Linked DNA regions of Homo sapiens: region 1 is linked to region 2. A link is a contact called in ENCODE Hi-C or POLR2A ChIA-PET data. All regions are on one chromosome and are shown on one strand. The core of a region is the stretch at or near the end of the contact, and the rest is flanking DNA. Distances in the headings are between cores, read along the strand shown.

What was found. Hi-C counts contacts between places; a loop is a spot of excess contacts on that map. ChIA-PET counts read pairs that join two places held with the same protein, here RNA polymerase II (POLR2A). Pooled maps may share reads with other maps.
Region 1: a map with no recorded cell type shows a loop between it and region 2 (4-fold over the local background). The contact joins the enhancer-like site here to the promoter of TEDC2-AS1 in region 2. A Hi-C loop is called at or near these places in 1 of 37 single-sample maps with no recorded cell type and 5 of 50 pooled maps. POLR2A ChIA-PET finds 5 or more read pairs at or near these places in 3 of 52 experiments (H1, HEK293T and activated naive CD4-positive, alpha-beta T cell).

The regions. Positions count from the first base shown.
Region 1 is chr16:2,606,378-2,611,438 of GRCh38, reverse strand. It overlaps the pseudogene LOC652276. Among named protein-coding and RNA genes, the nearest start is that of FLJ42627, 30 kb to the left of the region's middle. Within about 2 kb of position 3,723, at least 4 of the 41 ENCODE cell types and tissues checked have a DNase peak (open chromatin) inside an H3K27ac peak, as active enhancers do.
Region 2 is chr16:2,466,621-2,471,805 of GRCh38, reverse strand. TEDC2-AS1 (TEDC2 antisense RNA 1) reads left to right here and starts at 3,593. Exons shown (of 1, transcript NR_135198.1): 1 at 3,593-5,185. It overlaps NTN3 (netrin 3), which reads right to left and starts at 509. Exons shown (of 6, transcript NM_006181.3): 1 at 1-509. The coding sequence starts at 104. RefSeq lists silencers at 232-371, 3,635-3,684, 3,695-4,034, 4,095-4,144 and enhancers at 2,305-2,384, 2,545-2,684, 2,644-3,187.

The sequences.
Region 1 (5,061 bases), core at 2,474-4,973, 140 kb before region 2:
CAGGGTTCAGGTCTCGCTGAGGCCTGACTCGCATCCATATACGTGCAGGGTGTCGGTGCTTTGAGCTCGGGTGAGCCACGTGCTCCAGATTGGCCTAGTGCGTGCAGGGTCTACTCATGGCACCAGCCCAGGCCCAGACAGTGCCAAGCTCAGGCGCAAGGGCCTTGGCAGCTCACTGCTTGTGTCAGGGATGTGGCTCAATAGCCTCCACCCTGATGCAGAAACAAAAATATGGAACATGGGGAGTACAAAAACATAAAAAATTCAGGATATACTCCTAGGCTCACGGAGACAAAGGGAGCAAGGTCACCTCACGGATGTTCAGAACAGTGCCTGAGCCGACCCAGGTAAGGCCCCTGTGCTGCCCACAAGGCCATCAGCGGTACCTGCCCAAGGAGGGAAAGATGCCCCAGCCCGGCCATGCCTCTAAGATGGGTGAGGAGAGGTGGCCAGGAAGCCAGCGGGATGCTGCGGGCCGGGCGTGGGGGTGCTCTTCTTCCTGCGGGCCCGGCGTGAGGGTGCTCTTCTTCCCACGGGCGGGGAGTGGGGTTGCTCTTCTTCACGCGGGTGGGGTGTGGGGGTGCTCTTCCTCTTCTTCCTGGCTTTCCCGTGTGTCCCACGGCTTACACAACCAGCACAGGCTGCGCTCGATTCTCGCAAAGGTTCGTGGTGGTTTTTTTTTTTGTAAGACAGCCCTAATTGGCTGGGTGTGGTGGCTCACACCTGTAATCCCAGCACTTTGGGAGGCCAAGGTGGGCGGATCACGAGGTCAGGAGTTTGAGACTGGCCTGGCCAACATGGTGAAACCATCTCTACTAAAAATATAAAACTTAGCTGTGTGTGGTGGTGCATGCCTGTAATCCCAGCTACTCAGGAGACTGAAGGAGGAGACTCGCTTGAACCCAGGTGGCAGAGGTTGTGGTGAGCCAAGATTGTGCCATTGTACTCCAGCTTGGGCAACAAGAACAAAACTCCGTCTGAAAAAAAAAAGCCATAATTAAGACTTTTCTTAGCAAGTCATCTCCCTCATCTTCCCCGCACCTTGCTGAACCGGCATCTGACCTACTTGGGGCCGGGCCCAAGCTGGTATTGGGTGGGCCCAGCAGGCTGGGTTGACCCACCCATCTCCAGGGGTCACAGCCTTCAGCCGGAGCCACCCACCGCAGGCCAGGCAGGCCGGTTTCCAAACCATAGAGGAGAAGAGGGATCCTGGCCACACCAAGAGCAGGAGCCAAGGTTGTCTCCTGGAGAGGAGCGCACGGGAGGCAGCGCCAAGCCAGGGCACACACAGTCTCAGGAGGTAGAAGAAGATCCCACAGACAGAGCTGGCTGCCCCCTCCCCAAGTCCACAGGACAAACACAGAGGGAAGTCTGTTTAGGAGAGCAGCACTCAGAGAAGGCTGGTGAGAAGCCTGCCCACTCTGCTCATGTCACCAGACTCCGGCTGCAGCCCTCAACCCTCCATGCTGTCACCCAGCAAGCAAAGCACCAGAGACAACATGGGGGCACCCCAGCCCCTGAGGAACAGGTCCCTAATGCAACCACCAGCCTTGAAAATGGCAGTGAAGGGCTGGGCTTGGTGGCTCACGCCTGTAATCTCAGCACTTTGGGAGGCCGAGGCGGGCGGATTATCTGAGGTCAGGAGTTGAAGACCAGCCTGACCAACATGGTGAAACCCTGTCTCTACTAAAAATACACAAATTAGCCAGGCTTGGTGGAGGGTGCCTCTAATCCCAGCTACTAGGGAGGCTGAGGCAGGACAATCACTTGAACCTGACAGCCCCGTTGCAGTGAGCCAAAATTGTGCATTACACTCCAGCCTGGGCGATCCAGTGAGCCTCTGTCTCAAAAAAAAAAAAAACGGCAGTGAGGAATGAGGGTGGAGACTGCCAGGCTCTCACGCCAGATTCTGAACCCAACATAACCCTGCTGCTGCCCAACCCTCCCGCAGCTCCCAGAGCTCTGCAAAGAGGGTCGGCCCTGCGGCTCTCAGTCATTCCCGGTGCTCGGAGACACGTGCCACCAGAGGGGAACGAAATCAAGAGGGTGCAGTGCCCTGAGCCAATCCAGGAGATAAACTCTGTCAAATTGCCCCACAGAAATCTAGACGCGAAGGCATAGAATTTCCTGTGCACCAACATCTGCAATCAACCTAATTAGAAATACTTAGTTTTTACTCTGAAATTATCCATTTCAAGTGACTCTGTTTCAATTTCGCACACAAAACCTTCACCTCTACTCTCTCTTCTGTTTTGTTTTATGCAGCTGTGGCATATCTTTGGCCCACAAGAGGACTTTGATGTCACCAATTACTAATGGGGAAACTGAGGCCAGAGACCAAGGAGGCTTGTCCAAGGCAGCCAGATTCGGAGAGCAGGGTGGGGCCCCTGTGCCCTGGTCGCCAGGCCTGCTGCCTCCCCACCACCCTTCCCTTCCATTGCTTCTCGGCCTCACCCAGCATAGAAACTGGAATTTGGGAGGTCCCTGCCCCACACATGACTCAAAGCTTAGTGAGAAGCAGACGTGTGTGGACTCACGACCTGGCCCCTCACAAGAGGTCCTGCGGCTTCTCGGGGAAGAAACATGCTTCAGGTGAACCACGGGGGGTCTTGCCAAGCCGAGGTCGCTGCAGAGAGTCCTGCTCTGCTCGGCAGGAACTGGAGCCCTCTCAGGAGCAGGGGTGTCAGGTTTCTTGCAAGAAAACTCGGGGGCTGCCCAGGAAGCCCTGCCCTCCCCACAGTGCAGGGTCCAGTCCCCAGAGGTGGAGACCCACTCAGCGGGGGCCTGTGCTGCTAGGGTCAGCCAGAGCTCTGGGTGGCAGCAGGGGGACTGGCAGGGCGAGCCACTCCTGGCCATACATGCTGCCTTCAGGGACCTCCGGTGCATCACCCGAGGCTGACAGGGCTGAGTGTGGCCAGAGGTCGACATTAACAGAAATTAAGTGTGGCTGCGGGAGGGGAAAAGCGTTCTTAGCATATCCTTCCTAAAAGTAAAGTACACTCACACCTGTAATCCCAGCACTTTGGGAGGCCGAGGTGGGCAGATCACCGGAGGTCAGGAGTTCGAGACCAGCCTGGCCAACATGGAGAAACCCCATCTCTACAGAATATATAAAAATCAGCCAGACATGATGGCTTGTGCCTGTAATCCCAGTTACTTGGGAGGCTGAGGCAAGAGAATCTCTTGAACCCAGGTGGCAGAGGTTGCAGTGAGCCCAGATAGAGGCGGGATAGAGTGAGACTCTGTCTCAAATATTTAAAAACAAAAACCAAGTACAGGCCGGGTGCAGTGGCTCATGCCTGTAATCCCAGCACTTTGGGAGGCCAAGACAGGTGGATCAGGAGGTCAGGAGATCGAGACCATCCTGGTTAACACGGTGAAACCCCGTCTCTACTAAAAATACACAAAGATTAGCCGGGCGTGGTAGCGGGTGCCTGTAGTCCCAGCTACTCAGGAGGCTGAGGCAGGAGAATGATGTCAACCCGGGAGGTGGAGCTTGCAGTGAGCTAAGATCGCGCCACTGCACTCCAGCCTGGGCAACAGAGTGAGACGCCGTCTCAAAAAAAAAACAAGTACAAACACGAAGACCTCCAGGCACAGCCTCTCCTGACTGCACTGACCTGGTGCCAGGCATGGGGCAGGGGCACCACATTTGTCATCTTCAGGGGAGGACGTCACCCTTACCTTACAGAGGAAGAAACTACAGCTCACAGGGGACGGGAAATCACCCGAAGTCACAAGGCAGGCCCGGGATGGGCACAGTCTCTCACCAGTGCTGGCTACACAGTACATCATCTGCCATCTCCACTAGACGTGATCCCCACTTCTCTTGCCAAGCGGCTTCAAAGACGGTACTCTAGCCCACACCCCATCACTGGGCCCTGTCTGAACAATTCCTTCCATAACTTTCCACCCCCGAGGTCTTGCCAACACCCAGTACACTGTTAGAGGCACCCTGACTGCCCCACCCCTCAAAGACCCATCTGATGCCACCACATCTGGAACCCTCAAGCCGGGACAACGGCCCTGTTCAAAGGGCAAAAGTTCACGTGCAGTTTTCTCCAAGGCTGCCTCAGCTGCAGGAACCGAAGCCTCCCCAAATTCTCCTCCATCTGAGTGGTTTCCAACCATAAAGCAGTAGTATTTCCTGTTTCCTTTTAACTCCTCAAGTATCTCCACACTAAAGCAGGGGCTGCTTTAGCTGGAAACAACAAACTCGACTTTGTTTTCAACAATGCCTATGGGCCGGGGACCATGCAATACAAGAGACCTAACCAAAATGAATCGAGTCTTTGGGAAGCCGTATTCCACCTGGCCTGCCCTCGAAGACACCAAGGAAGAGAAAGATGACAGAACAGCAGATGAGCAGATGCTGAAATGCTCACCACAGCCACAGTCCTGCTGGAGGAAGTCCCAGGAGGAAGTGAGAATTCACACCGGGCTGTCTAGAAAGAGAACTTTGTGGCAGCAGGTCGGCCCTTGGAACAGCAGAGTAAGGGCTTGGGAGCGTGGAGTATGGCGGGTGGTGGGTCCCAAGCTGGGCTCTGAGGACTTGGTTGGGGGCAGTCACAGCCCAGAAGCTTAGATGTGGGGCCAGAGGGCAATCAAGCCAGCCCCTTGATGTGCGTGGCTTTCACCACCCTCCCTAACAACCCGTCTGTCAAGAGCTCCCCTCCCTACCAGATAGGATGCTTTAGCAGGGTGCTCTCCCAACCTCTCAGGCACCCAAAGCTTCTATGGTTTCTTGGGAACTCCTCCCCCTTAAATCTCCCCACCCAACCCCTCTCCAGACCCCCACACTCTGCAAGCCCAGGTGCTCACTCCACACAAGTCTAATAATCCAGGCAGGGACTCTTCCACCAGATCCATGCTTAAGTCCAACTCGAGGAATATTCTTTCCTTAATCTCAACTCTGAGGTCAGGCCTTGGAGATCTTTACAGGTGAATCAACATCCTGTTTGTCTTCCAACGTGTCATTAATGGCCTCCCACTCCTGACACCCCTTCCCCCCCTCCTCAGATTCCTCAGTCAGCATTTAATTAGGAGGAATCTCCTGGGACA
Region 2 (5,185 bases), core at 2,344-4,843:
CCCCCCTCATCGTGGCAGGGGTCGGCGGGCGCCGGCGGCCCAGGACTCAGGGCGGCGAAGAGCGTGCCTGCCGTCAGCAGCAGCCCCCAGGGCCAGCCAGGCATGGCCGGAGCCGCTGCGGGTCAGCCAGTGGCCGGGCCCCAAGACGCTGCCCTTGGGGAAAAGAAGCCCTCTCCGCGGCTCTGCCCACCAGGCCCGCAATGCCGAGGAACAGGGCCCCCGGGCGGCCCCAGCCCGGCCCAGAGGTGGGAGCAGCGGCGGGCACGCCCCGGGCCCAGCACAGCAGCGGGGATGTTGGCGCGTCCTCCCGCTGGGCCTAGAGCGATGACAGGCGTCGCCCCCGCTCCCGGTGCCTCCGCCCGCGGAGGCCCCACCCGCCGCTCGCACTCACCCACCGAGGGCCGGGCGGAGCAGGTCTCCCGGCCTCCCGGGAAGGGCCGTGGGCGGGCGGGGCCTGCGGTGCACGGGCCGCCGCCTCCTCCCGGCTGCAGCGAGGGCGGACGAGCTGTGCCAGGAGGGGGTGGGGGGCGCAGCAGGCGCAAGCCCGGGCCCAGCCGGGGGCGGGGCTGCTCGGGTCGGGAAGGAGGCAGGGGAGGGGAGGGGGCCTCATCGCAGAGCTGGAATCAGAAGCAGATTCAGACGCGGGCTGGGCCAGCGGGGAAGGGGGCTGGGAGGCCCGGGAGCCAGGGGAGGGGCCGGGGAGCCAGGAATGCGCTGGCGGGAGGGGTCTGGAGGGGGGCAGCTCAGCCTTCGCAGCCCGTGGGGGACCACCCAGCAGGGTCCTGGGCCCACAGCCAGGTCTTTACTGCTCCTGGGGCTGTGCCACGTGCTGGACGGGGGTCTGGGTCGCCTCCTCCCTGAAGACCATCAGGCAGGCAAGGCCCCGGGTCTGACAGCAGAGGCCCTGGATGTTCCCCAGGTAGGGAAGCCAAGTAACCACCAGTTGAAGGGTCATCCCCAAAGCAGCATCTACTCGAGTAGAAGGAACCCAGGATTCGGTCAGGTCTAATTTTGAATCCAACTGCCCCATTTCTGGCTGCATGTCTTGGGCTCCTGTTTCCTCACCTGCCAGATGCCTGTTACTCAGCACGCGCTCTGAAGCTGTTGGATTTGATGAGTCTCAAGTGGCATCAGGCCCAAGTCGAGAGCTGCACAAATTGGAGTGTCTCCTGCCCATGTTGAGGAAGGGGGGCACCCCCATGGGCCTGAGCTGGGCTAAGACATGAGGCCAGCATCCCCTGCACCAGGCCAGATTCTGATCCCAAAGCTCCCTGGGTCTGCAAGTTTCTAGGGGCACCTCTGCCACGGGCCCAGCTGGCAGGGAGGACATGGAAGCTGGAGGGTGGGATGGGGTGGCTTCTTGGGGTTCGGGGGCTTGGTTAGCTGTTGAGGACCCCTCTGCAGGGGCAGGGAGTAGGGTTTAATCATGGGAAGGGGCTGGTCGCAACCCGGAGCCCACTGCCCTACGTCACAGCACGTTTGGGCAGGGAAACTGAGGCAGAAGCCCAGCTGGGTGGCCTGGGGACTAGCTGGGGATGGGGTAGCTGTGCCTGGGAGCGACACCACCAAAGAGGGTCCAGGAACAGCTCTGGTCAGAGAAACCTCCTCCCCTCCGACTTTCAGGTCCTTGACAGAGGAGGCCAAGCATCCCAGGGAGGGGCAGGGAACAAGTTCCGTGCAGGGCCAGCATCGAGGCCTGAATGCCCCGTTTCAGATGGGAGGCCAGGCCTGCAGCTGGTGGAGGAGGCCACGTGGGTGCTACCCTGGACACGACCAGAGATGAGCAAGGACCAGGAGGAAGAGAATGGAGAGGTAGACGCATCCCGCTGTTGGGGAGAGGAGGGGCAGGAGGACACGGAAGCCTCCTAGGGGAAACTGAAGGACCAGAGGAGGGAGCAGGAGGGCCTGACCATGGAGGGGAGGAACGGGAAGACAGGGTGATAGGGCACCTGGCTTGGCTCCTGGAGCAACTGACACTGGCTGGTGGGCACCTTCTCCTTGCCACACATCTGCATGTGACAGCCACAGATGCACAGGGATGGGGGCACCGGAGGACTGAACAGAGAGGGCTAAGGGGCTCTCTCTCTGCCACAGGGCCCCTGCCCCTCAGCTTCCTGATAAAGAGAATGGGAATTGTGTCCTTTACAAGTTGAGGGACCTCAACCTGACGGGGCTCACGCTCCGCTCTGTGGGTCAAGCTTAGAACCTGAAACGTCCCAACCACCCTCTTCAAGGTCCTTCTGGCTCCCAACCCCCACCCCCCGACACCCCACCCTAAGGGTGGGAGGAACCCTGGGGGGACTATGGGGGCTGAGATCATCATTCTGGGACAGTGGAGAGAAAAGCCCAGGCCTGACAGAGGGGTCCCACTGGCCAGAGACAAGCCTCTGGGGAAACCCAAGCTGTCTCTGGACGTCAGGGCCACTGCCAGACTGGCTGCCAGCCAGGCTGCAAGAGGGACAGTGGCCAGCAGCCTCTTCCACCCTCATCAGAGGGGCTGGCTTTGTCTCCAGCTCAGCTTCCCTGTGAGCCAGGACTGGGGTCTGCAGAACGTCTGGTGGCTTCTGGGGTGGGGGAAAGTAGGTGCCTGGGGCTCAGCCCTGCCCCAATTGTTCATCTGGGTCAGCAGCAGCGGCGGGAGGCCGTGGGCCCAGAGGGCCATTGTACCGCCAGCTCCCCAGGGAGGAGGCCGCTGGTCACAGGGCCTCTCCCCAGGAACAGTCCTCTGCACACGCTACTCTGCCCCCACCCCCAGCCCTCACAGATGGTGTTTGGGAGTTAGGAAGGGCCTCCCCACAGCGCCCAAGCGGGACTTATTGCTCCCCAGGGACCCAGCCACCTGTCCCAGCCCCTGGCTGGGGCCTCTCCCACCTCCCACCTCTCCACTGGCCCTGCCCCCTCCTGGCACCTTCTGCAACAAAGAAGCTCCGCCTCCCCTCCCCCCACCTGCAACTCAGGCCGCAGTGCTTCGCCTCCCCCTCCCCACCCCACCCCTCACCCCTAGAGTGGCAGCTCCAGCTTTGGGGCACAGGCTGGGGAGAGGGCATAGATGGGCTGGACAGTCCTAGGCGGCAGGGAGCTGAGAGTCTTTCCTGTAAGATGCCCGTTGATCCAATAATTCCCTGCCCAGCCCAGAACCTGCTGTCTCCCCCCAGACGCCTGCAAGCCACCACATGTTCACCTATTGCACATTTATCGAGCGCCTATTATGCCTCGGGGGGTTTCCAACCGAGCTCCGAAGGCAGACAGCCCAGGAGCAGACACAGCGCCGGCTCCCAACGGCGGGTGGTGTGGCCGAGCCCGCGTCGCGCTGCCCTGCACCCAGCACCCTCGCGCCGGGTCGATCCCCCAGCCTCGCAGACCGCTGCCCAGCCAGGCCGCTCTGCGGTCGCGCCAGCTCTGCGCGCCAAGTCAAAAGCTGAAATGCGACGTTGGACGGAGGAGGGAAGAGAGGGAAAGCAGAGAGGGAGGGAGGGAAACGGCCGGTGGCCTTCTCTGCCCAAAGGGTTCCAGAAGAAACGATTTGGGGATGGGGTGTGGGGGGCGGCCTCTGCGACCACGCTTGGCACTGCGCCCGCCCGGCCGGGGCGAGGTTGGAGGGAGGGGCGGCCGGCTCGCGGTGACCTCGATGGGAGGGGGCCTCGCCCGCGGCTCAGGGCGCCCCCGGCTCCCTGCGCCCGGCCCTTCGCCTCCGCCGAGCGCGCCAGCACAGGAAGGCGGCGGTCAGAAGCCCCAGGCCCGCACTGAGCGCGGCCAGCGACGAGCCCTGGGCCAGGTCCAGGCGGGGTCCCCGCAGCGAGAAGGTGATGGCCGTGGCAGCCGCACCAGCCAGCACGGCCACGGCACCGAACGGCAGAATGCAGCGAGGCCACGAGCCCCCAGCGCCGCCGGTGGCCAAGAGCAGGGCGCGCAGGGCCCCGGGGGGTTCCGGGTGCGCCAGACCCGGCCCGGGGGGCGAGGCGGGCGCCGCTGGGGGAGGCTCGAGCGCGCTCATGCCGCCAACGCGGTGGCCGCGCTCGGTGGGTGGTGTGGACGCCCGCGCAGTCCCAGTGGCGTTCCAGGCTCGCCACGTCAGAGCCCATTGGCTCCAGAGGCGGTGACGCCAGCCGGGAGCCCGAGGAGTCAGCTGCTACCTCTGGGTTTTGGCGGGGAATCGGGGTGGGCGGGCGTTAGTCCGAGGAGGCGGCTTGTCTTTCCCGCCCTGGACTCCTGTGTTGGGGCCTCCTCAGGACCCCCACAAAGCTATCTAGGCCGCCTCCCTGCTCCAGGACACCACTGTCCTCTGGGTTGGCCCCCGGGATTGGTGGATCATTGAGTCAGTGCACATCTGGCTCCCATCAGGGCCTGGCCGGGGTAGGGGGGATAGCACCCCTGTCCTCCTGAGGCAGACATCCAGTAGGCATGGGGGATGAGCCATGAGCCAAGTCAGCCAGTGAAATAACGTCAGGTAGAGACCACCTGCTCTGGAAAGCCACGGGGGTGTACGGTCGCAGCGTGGTTGGGGGTTTCAAATGAGTCAGTGGCTCCTGCAGATAGAGGCACCTGGGCATAAGCCTGGAGGCAGCAATGGGGTTGCCGGGAGGGGCGAGGCTGGCTGATCTGCACAAGGGGTGCGACCCTGGGGCTGCTGCCAGGCTGCGGTGGCAGGGGGTGGAGCTGCCCTGTCCCTGGAGGCGCCCCCTCAATGCAACGAGGACCATGGTTTTTGGTTTCCTGTCTTGGTCTCTGTCATCTGGTCCCCAGCAGCCCTCAACTTGGGACTCTGGGTCCGAGCGTGTTTCTGGCCCGCTGGACTATAAGGCCCTTTACAAGCACGACCTACCTGCGACGCTCCATCTGGTTCTCAGAAGACCCGGCTTTCTCCAGGTGTCATCCACCTCCTGTCCTGCTGCCCTGTCCAGGGGGGGCACCTTGGTGAAGAGGCCGGTCATCTTCCCTGTCGCAGGTCCCTGCCCAGAGCAGCGCTTGGTGGAGCTCCGGCACTGTCCACACAGAGCACCTGGCCCCAGCTCCCAAAATGTCTGGGATGCCTCGGGCCCTCAGTGCAGGTTCGTTTAAAGAACACTACGAGCACTGGCCATGGCCAACACCACGGCCTCTGTGGCCAGCAGGGTTTTTTTTTTGAGACGGAGTCTTGCTCTGTCACCCAGGCTGGAGTGCAGTGGTGTGATCTCGGCTCACTGCA